Regions from separate parts of the Homo sapiens genome. Here region 1 is linked to region 2. The links are chromatin loops, found by intact Hi-C in ENCODE. Cell type or tissue: GM12878. All regions are shown on one strand. Each heading gives the region's core, and the rest is flanking DNA. Links, peaks and the distances in the headings are about the cores only.

Evidence for each region. Peaks named below come from ENCODE experiments on the same cell type or tissue, not always from the same donor. Only the 100,000 strongest peaks of a DNase experiment are listed, where the experiment ranks them.
Region 1: it touches region 2 in a loop (2.6-fold over the local background); 1 of 110 quality-filtered maps calls a loop at or near these places.

What each region holds. Positions count from the first base shown.
Region 1 is chr6:130,318,422-130,326,759 of GRCh38, forward strand. It overlaps LOC112267974 (a long non-coding RNA gene), which reads left to right. Exons shown (of 3, transcript XR_002956398.2): 3 at 1-5,081. It also overlaps a transcript of SAMD3 not described here. Among named protein-coding and RNA genes, the nearest start is that of TMEM200A, 43 kb to the right of the region's middle. In GM12878, for the core only: a CTCF peak has its summit at 4,442 (motif pointing right); a DNase peak (open chromatin) is centred at 4,460.
Region 2 is chr6:130,620,070-130,628,407 of GRCh38, forward strand. No RefSeq gene overlaps it. Among named protein-coding and RNA genes, the nearest start is that of SMLR1, 200 kb to the right of the region's middle. RefSeq lists a silencer at 6,115-6,409. In GM12878, for the core only: no CTCF peak of the experiment used is centred there; DNase peaks (open chromatin) are centred at 4,192 and 5,932.

The sequences.
Region 1 (8,338 bases), core at 171-8,170, 300 kb before region 2:
AATTTTTTTTTTAATTTTTTATTTTGAGACAAAGTCTCACTCTGTCGCCCAGGCTGGTGTGCAGTGGTGAGATCTCGGCTCACTGCAACCTCTACCTCCTGAGTTCAAGTGATTCTTGTGCCTCAGCCTCCTGAGTAGCTGGGATTACAGGCACACGCCACCATGCTCAGCTAATTTTTGTATTTTTAGTAGTGATGGGGTTTCACTATGTTGGCTAGGCTGGTCTTGAACACCTGACCTCAAGTGATCTGCTCACCTTGTCCTCCCAAAGTGCTGGGATTACAGGCATGAGCCACTGTGCCCAGCCCATCTAATAAAATATTAATAGGCATGGAAAGACACAGGAAAACAGGGCCCACAAGCTGGTAAAGAATAATTAGTTGAAATTAGCCCAGAAATTACATGGATAATCAGTTATTGAAGACATTAAGCTTATTGATAAGGTTGTTAGTTCTGTTATTAAAACAGAACATAGATATTCCATATATTTATGGAGCTAGAGAAAAGATTGAACTGTTAGTTATAGATATGAAGATACAAAAATCGAATTTCTTAAGGTTAAAATTATAATGTGTGAGATAAAAAGACAGACTGGATCAATGACAGATTAGGTATTGCAGAAAAAATGATGAGTGAACTTGAAGACATGGTAATAGAAATTATCCCAAATGAAACTATCCAAGAAGGAAAAAATCCTGAACGAATCAATAAAGCATCAGTGGGTTGTGAGGCAACTTCAAGCAAACTAATACAGGAGAATTTGGAACCCCCACAGGAGAAGAGAGAGAGGGACAGAAAAACATTTGAAAGAAATAATTACTAAAAACATTTCCAAATGTGATGAAAATTATAAACCTCAGGTCTAAGAATCTTAAAGAACTCCAAGCATAGGAAACATGAAGAAAAGTATGCAAAGACACGTTATAATGAAATTGCTTAAAACCAGTTAAAAAAAGAAAAATTTAAAAGCCCGAAGCGAAAGACACATTAGATACAAAGGAAAAAAGACAAGGAGGAGAGCAGAGTTCTTGATGAAAACAATGCAAACTAGACAACAGTGGAGCAACATCAGTAAATACTGAAAAAACAAAAACAAAACTTTCAGCCTGTAATTTTTTATCCAGGGAAAACATCTTGCAAAAATGAAGGTACATATTAGTTAAAGGAATTAATCACCAGCAGACCCTGCCCTACAAAAAATGTTGAAAGAAGTCTTTCAAGCATAAGGCAAATGATGCTAGATGGAAATTTGGTCCTATACAAAATAATGAAGAGAATTAAGAAATGGCATGTAGAAAAATATAGAGAATTTTCTTATTAAATATCTTTAAAATATAATCAATGGCTTGAGGCAGAATTAAAAACCAAATATTGTGGGGTTTTAATGTGTAAGTTTAACATGTAGAAGTAAAATGCATGAAAGCAGCAGCAAAACAAATAAACAAAAAATACCCAGAAGGGGAAAATTAGAAATAATTGTAGACCTGACATGGCTAAGAAAAGAATCAGTAAACTTGAAGCAGATCAATAAAAAGTTTCCAAAATGAATTGCAAAGAGAAAAAAATAAACACACACACACATGCACACACACACGTCCCCCAACACATTAAAAAATTGTGGAGAATATGAAAATGGAATAATACAAACTATTCAATCCATCCAAAAGAAGGCAGTAAAAGGAAAAAGGCAATAAAGAACAAATGGAAAAAATGGGAAATAAATATCAAACGCATATCTAATAAAAGACTCAGATCCAGAATATACAGAGAATTCTCAAAACTCAAACAACTCTTTCCTCTTCAAAAAAAGAAATGGGGGAAATCTGAACAGAAGCTTCATCAAAGAAGATAAATGAATAGCAAGTAGGTAGATGAAAAAATGTTAAATAGCACTAATCATTGAGGAAAGGAAAACTAAAGCCACAAAAGAATGTCACTATGCACGTATTAGAATGGCTAAAATTAAAAATCAAATGTTGGGGGAGAATGTGGAGCAACTGGAATTCTCACACATTGAATGGTGGGAATGGAAAATGGTCCTGCCACTTTGGAAAACAGCTTGGCAGTTTTAAAAAAGATACATATAGCTGCTGTATGACTCAGGTATTGCGTGCTCATGTAACTATCCAAGATAAATAAAAAGATTTGCACATGAATGTTTATAGCAACTTTGTTTGTAACGGCCCCAAACTAAAAACAACCTAAATGCCCATCAACAGGTGAATAGATTAACAGTGTTACAATCAATGACATAAAGAGGAATGGATTATTGATATACTCAAGAACATGGATAAATCTCAAAACAATTATGCTGATTATTATTTATATAAATGTCTAATTCCATTTATATAAAATTCTTAAAATTACACACTGATCTATAGTGATACACAGCAGGTCCATGTCTACCTTCCAGGTATATCTGACTTCATCTTCTGTGCTTCTCTCCTTTGCTTCCTGGGCTCCAGACAAGCAAATCTTGCTGTTCTTTGAACACATCAAGAATGTGCCTGTCTCAAGGTTTACATATTTGCTGATCCCTTGACATGGGTAATGCTTCCCCAGAGAGTTTGCTCCTTACTTCATTCTAGCCTCTCATCCAATATCACTTTGTCTAACATAACTCCCAATGATCTCTGCCTGCTTGTATTTACTAGGTGAGTGTGGGCTGGACCTAGTGACTCACTTGTAGCAAATAGAATGCAATGAAGTGATAGGATGCCACCTCCACAATGAGGTTACAAAAAGAGTCTGGCTTACATCTTTCATGCTCTGTACCAGTCTTTCTCATTCTATCTTTCTTAGAACTCTTGTCAATTGCCTTACGGACAGACCTATAAGGCAAGAAACTGATATCTGTGATCGAGAGCCAGTGAGCACCTGGGGCTTGTCACTGGCCATGTGAGTGAGCTTGGAAGCAGATACTCTCCCAGTTAAGCTTGGAAATGATTGCAGCCCCAACCCTGATGGCTGACTTGTGAGAGACCTCCTTGATTCACAGGCACCCAGTTCATCTGCACCTGGATTGCTGACCCATGGAAATGGCGAAGTAATAAATGTTTGTTATTTTAAGCTGCTAAACCTCTGGATAATTTTTTATGCAGCCATAGACAACTAATCCAGAGGTGTTCCTTAGAAAACTATGTAAAATATCCCCACTGACACATACAATTCCCAGTACTCATTGTCCTCTTACCTTGTTTTTTCTCATTCAAGACATTTTTCATCATTCAAAGTATTATTATATGTTATATATGTGCTAACTTGCTGTCTGTCTCTCATTCCCCCAATAAAATAAGATGAGAACAGCATCTTATATCTAGGGCCCGAAACACTGCCTGGCCAAGCTACGTATATATCCATTACATATTTGACACCTTTATATAAAATTTGAAAAAAAAGTCTAGACTATAAGGCAGGCTCCTTTTAGCTAGATATATTCTACATATATTCAGACCTCAACTCAAGGACAGAGGCCATCACAGAAAACCAGAAGAATGAGAAATTCCTTAAGCTACTGTGTCCCTTTTTCCCTAGGATCAGGCAAACACACTACTAATTCATCATACACTTAAAAATATTTGGAAAGGAGGAATAAGCAGAGAAGACAACTACCTCTCTGGTCAAGAGGAGCTGTGAGGGCCTGATCCAGCCACAGGGTGAAAATCACTATGGGAACTCATTAGTGAGGGTTTAACTGAGCCATCAGAGAGGCAAGGCTGGAGCGAGGCATCCAAAGGGGCCAGGCAAGGGTGGAATGGAGGCTAGTCCAGAATTGGGACAGGGACAGAGGCGGAATCTGGTTCTTGGTTGAGCCACAGCTTCAGGAACCAGCAGCAGGCTGAGAGAGAGAGAGATGGACCCCAAGGAAGTTCTTTTTCTGCCCAAGCCAGAGTACAGGTCGAGGCATCAAGGCTGGAGTGGAAGGCTGGGAATCAGGCATTTTCTCATAGATTGTAGGACGAGTAAGAGCAGAAGGTACAAGTGAGATGACACGAGACATCTCCACGGAGCTGTGACTACAGATAGGTCTGCATACATAGACAGTGTTCATTCAAAGTACATTGTAGTAGCCGGGCATGGTGACACACGCCTGTAATTCCAGCTACTCGGAGGCTGAGGCAGGAGAATCACTTGAACTCGGGAGGCAGAAGTTGCAGTGAGCCGAGATTGCACCACTGCACCCCAGCCTGGGCGACAGAGTGAGTGAGACTGTCTCAAAAAACCAAACCAAACCAAAGCAAATGGTTCAATGGTTTTATGTGGGATCAATGGTTTTATGAGCAAGGTGGAAACCTAACAACCATTCATGATATCATTTTTATGTTAAGATGATTTGAGTATTCCAAGCAACTAATGCAAAAGCAGAAATTTTGAAGAATCCTAAATTTGAGTTTACTTGAATTAACAATTTCTGTCAATCGTGGAAGCTGCTGCTATGGCCCACTAGGTGGCAGTATGGGAGTGATTTGCTGGTTAACAGAAAATGGAATAGGCTTGACTCTCAAGCCACTAGTTTGTTTTTTTCCTAGCATTTAAAAGTTGACAATAGAAAATGTTCATGGAATAATAGATGGAAAGTCAGACAAGGACTATCATGCAAAGGCCATTGACATATAAAATAAAACCGTTTTACAAGCAGTTACCATGGAGCATTTTATAAAAAGTCAAAACAGCAAATAATGTCTGCTGTTCATAATAAATATAATGTTTTTAAGTGATTCTTCTGATAGGTGAATGTTAGACAGATATAAAATAGAGACAAGTGAGAGAACAGGACAACGGATACCTCTTTCCCAGACCTTGCAAAAACCAGGCTCCCTGAAGCCTCTATGTTGGGGTTTTCAGTTCCCAGATCCCTACTTCCTCTTTACCCATCCACACTCCTGGCTTCCCTGTGAGATGCTCTTGGCAGCAAATCCCTGACAAGTCACATCATTCAAGTATCTTAATTCACTCTTTCACTTGTATTTCCCTGAAATTATGGACAAAGACACACTAATATTTTGCAAGGTAAAATTTCCAATTTTTTTTTTTTTTGTATGATGAGTGCTTAGACTATTGCTGTACATGTTAAGCACCATTCAGGAATTTCCTGTCCAGGCCAGGCATGGTGGCTCACACCTGTAATCCTAGCACTTTGGGAGGCCAAGGCAGGCGGATCACTTGAGGCCAGGAGTTCAAGACCAGCCTGGCCAACATGGTGAAACACCATCTCTACTTAAAATACAAAACTTATCTGGGCGTGGTGGCATGTGCCTGTAATCCCAGCTACTCAGGAGGCTGAGGCAGAAGAATTGTTTGAACCCGGGAGGCGGAGGTTGCAGTGAGCTGAGATCGTGACACTATACTGCAGCCTGGGTCACAGAGGTAGACTCTGTCTCAAAAAAAAAAAAAAAAAAAAAAAGAATTTCCCATCCAATCAGGTTCTAAGGGAAAAGGGCAGAAAATGTGTCTTCTGGTTCCCTTTCATTAGTGTCTTTTAAGTGCTGGCTATGCAGCATATGCTCAATAAATATTTAAACCAATGAATGAATAAATAAATGGCTCAATATGATGGTGTGCATGGGATGCACAAGGGATGAATGAATAAATACACTCTGGCATTTAACATCTTGGAACTTTTTTTTTATAACATATCAATCTTGCATGATTCAAAATAGAACACTTTAAATTTAAATAAACCTTCAAAATGTCTTAACATTTTACATAGAGCAAATTACTGTTAATAATTTACAAAGTTTAGAAAGTTTAGTTTGGAAAGATTAGTTTAATCTCAAAATACTGATCTAGGATAGCAGGCTTTTTAAATTAGCAGTTACCTTCGAGATCATTAGGTCAACCCTCTTATTTTCAGATTAGAAACGAGGACTCATATTTAGTGCTTTTTTCTCCTTTTAAACAGATTGCTGCTCGAATTTGGCAAAAGCCATACATATGATGAGTATGTTAACTGTGATTGATTTTGCTGTTAAGAAATGTTTGTGAAGAATATTCTTGACAGTCTATATTTTTCATATGGTTGAATGAATTTGTGTAATATTAAGGCATAATTATTTTTGGAACTAGCTTTTTTTACCATCAAAATATAAAGTTTCATTCTTAGACACTTTTCAAATTGTGAAGCACTTTCTGGAGTGTTTGTATCAGCTTACTCTACTTTCTTTCCCCTTGAAGTTATTTCTCTTTTCTTAAAGAAAGTAGGTTAAAATGCTGCTTATTAGGAAAATTAGGCTGGGAAGAAGCCGAAAGATCTGTTAAATACCTCAAGTGAATTCCTGAATTCAAAAAATCTGAACATTATCCTTGAAAACAGCTGAAAGTAAAATAACAAAAACTACTTTTTGGAGAACATTTTTTTTTTTTTGGAATAGAAAAATGTTAACTCATTCACAGATCTTGCCCAGATGCAATCGCCTACTGGTCTGGGTTCAGCCTACACACAAGAACAAATTCTTTCCCGGTGCCTCACACTGTGAGGCTGCAGTCCAATCTTGCCAAGGAGCCAGGGGTTCTTGTGTATCTTTTTATTGCTTTAAATTATAAGTTTGTCATTTTAAATTGAACATCTTTTTACTGCCATAAATATCAGTGGAGCCTTAAATGAAATACTGCACGTACAATTCAGCTCTGAAGAACTATATCCATCCATTCATAAACAAGAGCTCTATCGAGCAGGTTTTTCCTTTAGCAGAAATCTCATTGTAGTTTTATGTATTTATGTATATGTAGTATGTTAGTCAGGGTTCTCCAGAGAAAAAGAACTTATATATAGAGAGATATGTAAGAAGGGATTTATTATGGAAATTGACTCATATGATTATGGAGGCCAAGAGTCCCTTGATATGGTGTCTGCAAGGAGAGCTAAGGAAGCTGTGTGAGGACAAAAGACCTGCGAACCTCGTGAGCTGTTCCTGCTGCAAACTCCAGAGTCTGAAGGCTGGAGAACCTGGAGGTCTGATGTCCAAGGGCAGGAGATGGTGGTGTCCCAGCTCCTGAAGAGAGAGAATTCACCTTCCCTCTGTCTTATTGTTCAGGCTCTCGACAGATTGGATGATGCCCACCCACACTCGTGAGGGCCATCTTCTTGACTCAGTCTACTAATTCAAATGTTCATCTCTTCTGGAAACATCCTCACAGAAAATAAGATTGTTTAATAGGATGCTCAAATGCTCATCTCTTCTGGAAACATCCTCACAGACACACCCAGAAATAATACTTTACCAGCTATCTGGATATCCCTTAAGCCAGTCAAGGTGACACCAAAATTAAGCATCACGCTGTGTATGATTTATGTATTTCTTTATATTTTTGGCACAATTCAATGCTGAAATTACTCTTTAAATGTCATGGTTCGAGTGTTTTGAGTTCAATGTACCCGTTCCTGAACTCATCATCATCCTCTCCTCCCACAGTAATACCGATTTAGAGAATGGGCCACATCTAGCAGCTGCCCATCAAAAATCTAGAAGTTGACCGGCCTGGCTTTCACTTGCCTACTTTTCAATTCTGTCAGACACTTAATCCTCAAGTTTGCCTCCCATGCGTCTCCCTTACATGACTGCATCTGCCACGTGGGCAGGGACTTGGTTGATAAACTCAGGGGCATATTGAGCATAGTCCTTAAAACTCAACGAATGTCAGAGGAATGAATAAATGATGAATATTTATCCAATCTATCCCCTTATTTTCACTCTTGCCATCTCGATCCTAGTTTAAGCATTAAGCATCTCTTATCTGGACTACTGCAGTAGCTTATAGTTTGGATTTTCTGACTCTATTTGTATGTCAGCCACCTGCCTTAATTCTAGCCTCATGTTTCTCTACTCTTGTCCTATGTTGTATGCTTAAATACTACTGAGCTGATTATGTCTCCTGCCATATACCCTGATATCTCCTGCCCCTATGACTTTACCTAGGATGTTTCCATCTCTAGAAATGCCTGGTCATTTTTTTTTTTTTTTTGCAAACTTCTGCTCATCCTCATTGCTGAGCCAATGTGACGTATTTTTTAGTAACTTTTTTCTGAAGTCCCAGGTTGTATTACATGCCCCCTTTCTTTTGTCCTATTGTACCTTGTACATTTCTCTAACTGAATTCTTGTATCACATTCTATTTTACTGTTCATCTGTCTGGCTTTCTCTCTGTGCTCCTTTTGGGTAGGAATTCTTTCTTAAACATTGTAGTAATTTTAATGGTGCACAGAAGGCAGTCCATAAATATTTGTACTTGTTTTTTCTTTTTGTGGAATGAACAACTTGGATGCCACAGGAATTTAGGATCGCCACTAATTACGAGTGTGTCTGCCATAGCTAGGGCCACTGAGTACAGCTGTACACAT
Region 2 (8,338 bases), core at 65-8,064:
GCCTTCAAGAGAAAGATTCATCAAATTTAACTTTTTCATCTACAGCAGGCTAGAGTTAATGCTCATATATCCACAAGATTTGTTTTAGCATAGGCAGCAATTCTGTTCCATGCAATGGCGCTGCATTTTGTAAAATACTCTGATCATGGAAGATTATTAAGGTTTTCTTATTCTTATTTTAAGATGAGGCACTCTAAAAAGAAAATCTTCATAAGCATTTAATAAAGTAAATTCAAAGCATAACTATTGTACTTGTCAGAAAGGTGATAAGAAGAAGGCTTCATAAATTGTTCTTGATATGATCAAACTCAGCTTTAAAGCAACACCAAGCAACCAGAACTCTTTGATATGTATGCCAGGGTGTGAGGTTGAGATTTCATTTCAAAATCTGAGTCATTCAAGAACACATTTGTAAAAAGAAGAAACCCTACTGTTTACCTAATGTTTAAAAACGTGATCTTTACCAAAATGGCTGGATCAGATTTAATTATTTTTACATATTAAATACAGACCACACGCCCAGCCTAGGGTCACTGGAATTTAAAGAGAGCACATCATGAAATTCTTAGCCTCTGAAAGATTGCAATCTAACCAAGAAGACAAATTACATTCTCATAAAATAGAGAAGTATACAACTTAGAACTAAGTGCCAAAATAGATGAGTCATGTGCTTAATCCCATGGAAAAACAGAAAACAAGACTAGAGTTATAGGAGCTATTAAGCTGCAAACATTTGCATTAAATAATTTTATTTTTATTAATAGAGGACTAAATACTTTAAAATAAATCATTGCTTAAAGCCATTAAAATCACCTATTAATTAGTTATCAGTTTTTCTGGCAAGTAATTTGAGTATCATTATCTGAACTTCTGCTAGTGCTTAGAGATACCCGATGCCTTTAAGATGCTTAAACTCGTCCTTCTGAGATGGTATGGCTTGAACATCTTTCACTTGTTTGAATACCTATGTTAGAGCCACGTAATGACTTTATTTCTTTGTATATAGGTTGAGATTATTCTGTTAATATCTACCATAAAGAAATAGTCGTTCATGAGATTTTTAACAGACAGAAAAATATCTAGCCTGGTAGCAAGCATCTGAAAACCTGTTTTAGGATCCTGTTTCTCAGCTGATTCAGGGAATATGCCTTCTTTCACTAGCTTATTATTATGCTATAGAAAGAGCAAAGGCTTCTGAAATTTGAAAAACTTGTCTTTGAATCTGTCTGATTTATCTGACCTTGAGCAAATTACTTGACTTCTCTGATCCTCGGCCTCCTTATTTACAAAATGAGATAAATTATTCCAAATGTGCAAAGCTGCTTTGAGGGTTAGATGGAACGTATGAGAAACAACTAATAGAAAGTTAGAGACACACTGTAAGAGAGAGCTAATATAATTTTCACTTGCTGGTGTATACATTTTCTGTCATTGATCCTGTTAGTACAAGCATCATCAACCAAGCTGTGCATATATGTTGTCTTATACCATTTATAACACCATGTTGAGAATTCTTAAATCCAAAGCTCTGAGAGATCTGTAAGATTGTTGTTTTTTATCTCCAATCTTTGGGTGGTAAAACTTAACCTGAACTAATGTATACTATTTATAACTTTATTTTATTTCATTTAGCATGAATGCTTACAGGTTTTGCTGCAGAAACAGTAAAGTGATAAAGAACATTGCTGTAGAAACTACTAAGGGTGGAACATAGTACACAGTATATGCACCACAGTGTCTTTCCAATATCTGAATGCATCTGCTCCAAAGGTTTCATAGAAAGGACTATAGAATTCTAGTATTTTCCCTTAACTTTTTCTTACATTACTACAATTTAGCTGGCTTTCATTCATTATATATTTGTGTTTGACACAAATTTATTATTACTTTGCTAAACACAAATATATAATAAATGAAAACCAGCTGTTGTAGTTTTTAAACCACTTTATTAAAGTATGGTTGATACACAAAAAGTTGTACATGTTTAATGAATAAACCTGATGGGTTTAGAGATAACATACAGCTATGAAACTGTCATCACAATCTATGCTGTGAACATAGCCATCATCTCCAAAAGTTTGTATGCATGTATATATGTCTGTCTGTATATATTTTTATAAGAACATTTAATGTAGAATCTACTCTCCTAGAAAATTTTTACATGTACAATAAAGTATTCTTAACTATAGGCATTATACTATTCAGTATATCTCTAGGACTTACTCATCTTGCATAGCTGAAACTTTGTGCCCTATGACTAAAATCTCCCCATTTCCCTCTCTCCATGACCTCTGGAAACCACCATTCTACTCTCTGTTCTATGAGTTTGACTATTTTAGATTCCTCATATAAGTGATATCATGTAGCATTTGTCCTTCTGTGCCTGGCTTATTTCACTTAGTATAATGTCCTCTAGGTTCATCCATGTTGTTGCAGATAGCAAGATTTTCTTAAGACTAAAAAATATGTCATTTTATGTAAATATCACATTTTCTTTATTCATGTGTCTGCTTGGACATTAAGGTTGTTTCTATATCTTGCTACTGGGAATAATGCTGCCATGAACATGGGAATGCAATTATCTCTTTGAGAATCTGATTTCAATTCCTTTGAGTATATTCCCAGAAGTGAGATTGCTACATGGCAGTTTTTTTTTCCCCAGGGAATCTCCATACTGTTTCTGTAATGGTTGCACCAATATATATTCCCGCCAATAGTATATAAGGATTTCCCTTTTTACCACATAGTCACTAACACTTGTTATCTTTTGGGTTTTTTTTTTGGGGGGGGGGGTTGTTGTTTATAATAGCAGTCATAACATATGTGTGGTGATATCTCACTGTGGTTTTGATTTACATTTTCCTGATCAGTAGTGTTAAGCATTTTTTCCTATACCTGCTGGTCATTTCTCCTCCGGAGAAATGCCTATTCAGATCTTTTGCCCATTTTTAATTGGATTACTTTTATCTTTGCTATTGAGTTCGACTTTCTTATATATTTGGATATTAATCCTTTTTCAGATATATGATTGCAAATATTTTATCCCATTCTGTAGGTTGCCTTTCCATTTTCCATATTTCCTTTGTTGTGAAGAAGGTTTTTAGTTTGATGTAGTCCTCCTTGTCTGTTTTTAGTGTCATATTCAAGAAACCATTGCCAAGACCAATGTCATGGAGATTTTCTCTTATGTTTTCTTTTAATAGCTTTGCAGTTTCAGGTCTTATGTTTAAGTCTTTAATCCATTTAATCCAACATGAGTTTTGTGCATGCTGTAAGTCCAATTTCATTCTTTTGCATGTGTTTATCCAGTTTTTCCAACAGTAATTATTGAAGGGACTATCCTTTCCTTATTGTGTATTTTTGGCACCCTTGTTGAAAATCAGTTGATGTTATATGCTTGATTTTATTTCTGAGTTTCCTATTCTGTTCCAATTGATCTATTTGTCTGGTTTTTTTTTTATGCCAGTACCATATTGTTTTGATTACTATAGTGTTGGGATATATTTTGAAGTCAGGAAGTACAATACGTCCAACTTTGCCCTTCTTGCTGGAAATCCCTCTATTTAGGGTCATGTGTTCCATATGAATTTTAGGATTGTTTTCCTATTTGTTTGAAAAATGCCATTGGGATTTTAATAGAGATTGCATTGAATCTATAAATCACTTTGAGTAGTGCAGACATTTTAACATTAATTCTTCCAATCCATGAACATGGGATATCTTTACATTTATTTGTGTCTGCTTTAACTTCTTTCATCATTGTTTTCTAAATTTCAATGTACAAGTCTTCCACCTCCTTGGCTAAGTCATTTCCTGAGTCCTTTCTATAGCCATTGTAAATGGGGTTGTTTCCTTAATTTCTTTAATTCCCCAGAGATGTTTGGATTGCAAACAGATAATTCCACTAGCTATAGAAAAATCTATAAATGTTGACTTTCAGATTTATTTTCCAAGTATCCTTTGAAAGAAACAAATAGCATTTTTGTACAGATCCCCCAAAAATGATAATTTCATTTTTATATTTTAAGTCAATTTAAATTCAATCTTGAACCTAGAAAAATTAGAGTATTAGTCTGCTTCAATGCCCACACTCCTGTGAACATTGTCAGAGTCAAAATGGAGTAAATTGTGTTTAAAATTCTGGCAAATAGAGCTGGGAAAGTCCACGAAGGAAGGGTTCTCATGCATAAATGACTAATAGCAAGAACTATCACAAAAGACGCTGCAAAACCACAACTTTGCACAAAGGCCATGGCAACTTTACACAAAAATATACTTCTGCAAGGACATCTGCCCAGCAACTACCTGTCCAACCTCAGACCAGCAAGGTTATTGACTTTTTTAGCCAAGGATAATTACCTTAAAACAATTATGTAAACTTTATCATTTTTCTTTTAAAAATCCTGGTCTTCTTTTACCTTCCTGAATACGCACATAGTTTACTGTGGCACACATATTCCCTTTGCAATGCCCTATTTCAAGAAAATAAATATTTTCTTTTATAGAGCGTCTCTCTGCTTGTTATTAAGGTTAACACTCGCTGCTGCTTCTTAAAACACACCAAAAATAACTGTTTTTTCTTTCAGACTTTTCCTGAGAGAGCATATATTCAAAATTCTCTAGTTTTCTGTTTATTGTTGTCATTGTTATTGCTGCCTGTAAGACAACAAATATACCAAAAGCAAGAGAATACTTTCATCTAACCAATTTTTCATGCCCAACAAGTTGCTAAAGCAAGATTGATGAGTGAACGGCTAGAATAATAGGAAGAACAAACTTTTTCCTGCTGGTGGGATAAGCTGGTGCTCAGCTGGAAGCAGTTCTCTAACTGCTGAAAGAATAATGGAAACTTCTCTGGAACATCCTTAGGGAATTTAATACCTGTAAATGAGTGAAAGGAAAAAGGTACAATGTGCACAAACAAGCATATACACATCTTGAAATGAATTCTAGATCCTGAAGCTTAATTCACAGCTGCTAGTATTGAAATCCTTTGTTTAGAATAATTTAGAGCAAATTTAACCAGTAATTAATAAAATAGATTTTACAGTAATTGAAGTTAGATAGCGAAGTTGATAATTATTTTGGAGCTTTAGAATTTTTCTCTCTACAAACTAGATTTCTAAGAATATTCTTTTTTTTTTTTTTTTTTTTTTTTTTTGATATGGGGTCTTGCTCTGTCACTCAGCTTACTGCAACCTCCACCTCCCAGGCTCAAGCAATCCTCCCAAGTCAGCCTGCCAAGTAGCTGGGACTACAGGTGTGCACCACCACACTCTGTTAATTTTTGTATTTTTCACAGAGGTGGGTTTTCACTATGTTGCCCAGGCTTGTCTCAAACTCCTGGGCTCAAGCAATTCACCTGCCTTGGCCTCCCAAAGTGCTGGGATTTCAGGTGTGAGCCACCGTGACCGGCCCCTGAGAATATTCTTAAGATATTTACAGTGGAATAGGTAAAGTGAGTGATAGGGAGTGCTGAAGATAATAAACAGAACTCATTATCTGAAGTTATCAGTAGTTCGGTTTTCTCACAGTTAATCCATATTTATGAAAATAATAAGTTGTCAATCAAGAATAGAATCAATAAAAATATTTATTAATCTGCCATGTTAAGACTACAGGCACATAAAAACAAAGAGATTAATTCAAACATTTCATCTGCATAATACCTCAAACCTGACTATTTAAAAGTGGTTGGGTAATTAAGTAGACATTTCACTTTTTATACAAATATTTGGAATCTTTCCATGCCTAAGGTTTATTTTCTTCATTAAAGTGTTATGATTACTGCCACTTACCTGGGAAATAAAATGTGACAGGAAGTTCATCATGAAATGGAGATGCCATTCCCTGCCTGGGACTATTTCCCACTCTTGTTCCATCTGTACAATAGTCATTCTATAACCTCGGCCCCAGAGGGTCTGAGGTTGGGACTTAGCCTTACCAACCAAAGAAACAACTCCTGGTCTGAGTCATAGAGTCATAAATTTAGTCACATAAAACTGTCATCTTCAGTGACACTCATTGAAAATGTGCCTGGACCTATACAATTTCCTTTAAATTAATTTCAATTTCCAGGGAAAAATGATTCAGAAAGCAAATAACGTTAATGTTCTTCCCACAAATTCAAAATAATTTTGAGAATTTCACCACTATATAGTCAGTTATAAGATGGCAAAATAAAAACATTTTTCAAATTCTTAAAGCAGTGAGATGCTAATTGTTCATTTGTGAAAAGCCAGAAGCCCTGTTTTTAAATAACAGTGCATCAATTTCCAACTTGAAACAGATGTTGGCACTTGGGATGACTCATTATTCTTAACTCCTGTCGGAGCACTTGCCCACTGGGCCTCAGATTAAATTTCAGAACACAGGCAGCAGCACTAACTTCTGAGAAGAAAATGTCACTAGAATGCCATTTCACATCAGTGACAGTGGCTTCTTCAGAAAATTAAGCTTCATTTCATGTCTGCAAGAACAGTGACCATTGACTCACCACTGCGTTAGTTCAGCTTGCCCAATAATAACTACAGAGCTTCACTCTAAAATCAAGTGCAATAGCTGCAAACAAGCTTAGAAACGGGACTCAGACAGAGCACCTAATAACTGCCCTCGCAGTTACTTTTCTTCAAAACTCATTCTACTTCTAAAGATCTATAGAATATGGACATAATTTGGTCCTTAAAGTCTAAAATAGACAATGCAAATTTGGCTAGATGAATTTGATCATTTGATCAGAATCATCAAGCGCTATCAGAAATTTATCATTACATATTATTTTTTACTTAAGCTCAAAGACTTTATTTAAGTTTCCAAATCTTATTTAAAAACACATTCCAAATTAAGTTATGGGAGAGTGAACAGTTCTGTGTAAATTCTAATTTAACTTAATTTTTTAAAAGACGAAGATCTGATCTCTCGATCAGGAGGACTCTCTAAACTTGAAAGCATTGGAAGGTATCAGAAAGGAAAATAATCACTGTATTTGCTTTCCTAAAAATGTAAAATATATGTATCTAAAAAGTGTCATTCAAAAATTAAGAAACATATAAAACTGAGTAAATATTTATGATGAATATTGCAAAGGGTTGCATTCTTAATTTAAATTGATAAATGACCACCAAAATATCATTATACAAAAGACATGAGCAAGAAATTCACAGGTAAGGAAATATAAGTAGCAAGTACATTTAAGAAAAAAGTGTTCAACCTATCAATTAAACTGACAAGGTGTTATCTTTCTTTTAATAAATTGACACTATTTTATAAATATATTATTTTTAATATAAATATCATTTATTCTTGGCATTAGTATTAGTAGTATTATGTTAGTACTCTCAGTATTAGAATTAGTAGAATTATAAATTAGTCCCATCTTGCTAAAAAAAAAATGCATTGGCATTTTTTACTTGGAGCCTTAAAAATATGTACATGCTTTAGACCAGGAAAGTTTTACATACAAAGATCATTATTGCTATGTTCTTTATAAGAGTAAAATGTCCGAACCAACCTAGATGTTCAAAAATAGAGGAATATTTAAATTGATTATGAAATATACATATCCTATATTGTGTACAACTATGTAAGAATTTAAAAGTATACCTGCAAAGTATTTTAATTATAAGGAAACATATTTATGACATATTATCAAGAAAAAGTGTATACATTTTATAAAAATATAATCCTAAATATGAAAAAATATACCCATAGAAAAATACTGTAACTATACTTACACAAGTGATGATTATTACTTGGTAATTCACTATACAAGACAGTCCCCCTTCTTCGTACATTCTTATATTTTTTAATTTCCTCACAATAGGCATGTGTTACTTTAGTATTCAGGAAAAAATAAGCCTTAGTTTAAATGTGTATCAAAATGCTCACTTTAATTTTAAAAAACACATATTACACCTGTGACATTTGCAAAAGTAGTAGCAGAAAATAAATACATGTCTTGAAGAACTATAATTGGATTTAAGAACAGTTTGAACAATGTGTTTATTATACTTGGAAAAATATTCATTATAGAGGGTGACCACAAAGTCTAGAAATAAATGTGTATTATTTATCACATATCTTAATGTAATATCAATAATTCATCAATTGTGAATTTATCCATGTTTCCAGACTTGGTAGCCATCCTGTAATGAGCGATGGGATGTCAATCATTGAAAGGCATGTGTGGCAAATTTAAAAATTAAAAGAACTGAATCCATGACAACTTGTGATTCAAAGATCCCACTAAAACTTCATGGGATGGGGAAGAGGGTGATAAGAATAACTATAATGTTTTCTTTCTGGTAACCTCCCTTTTTCAGAAGGATCAATTAAAAGC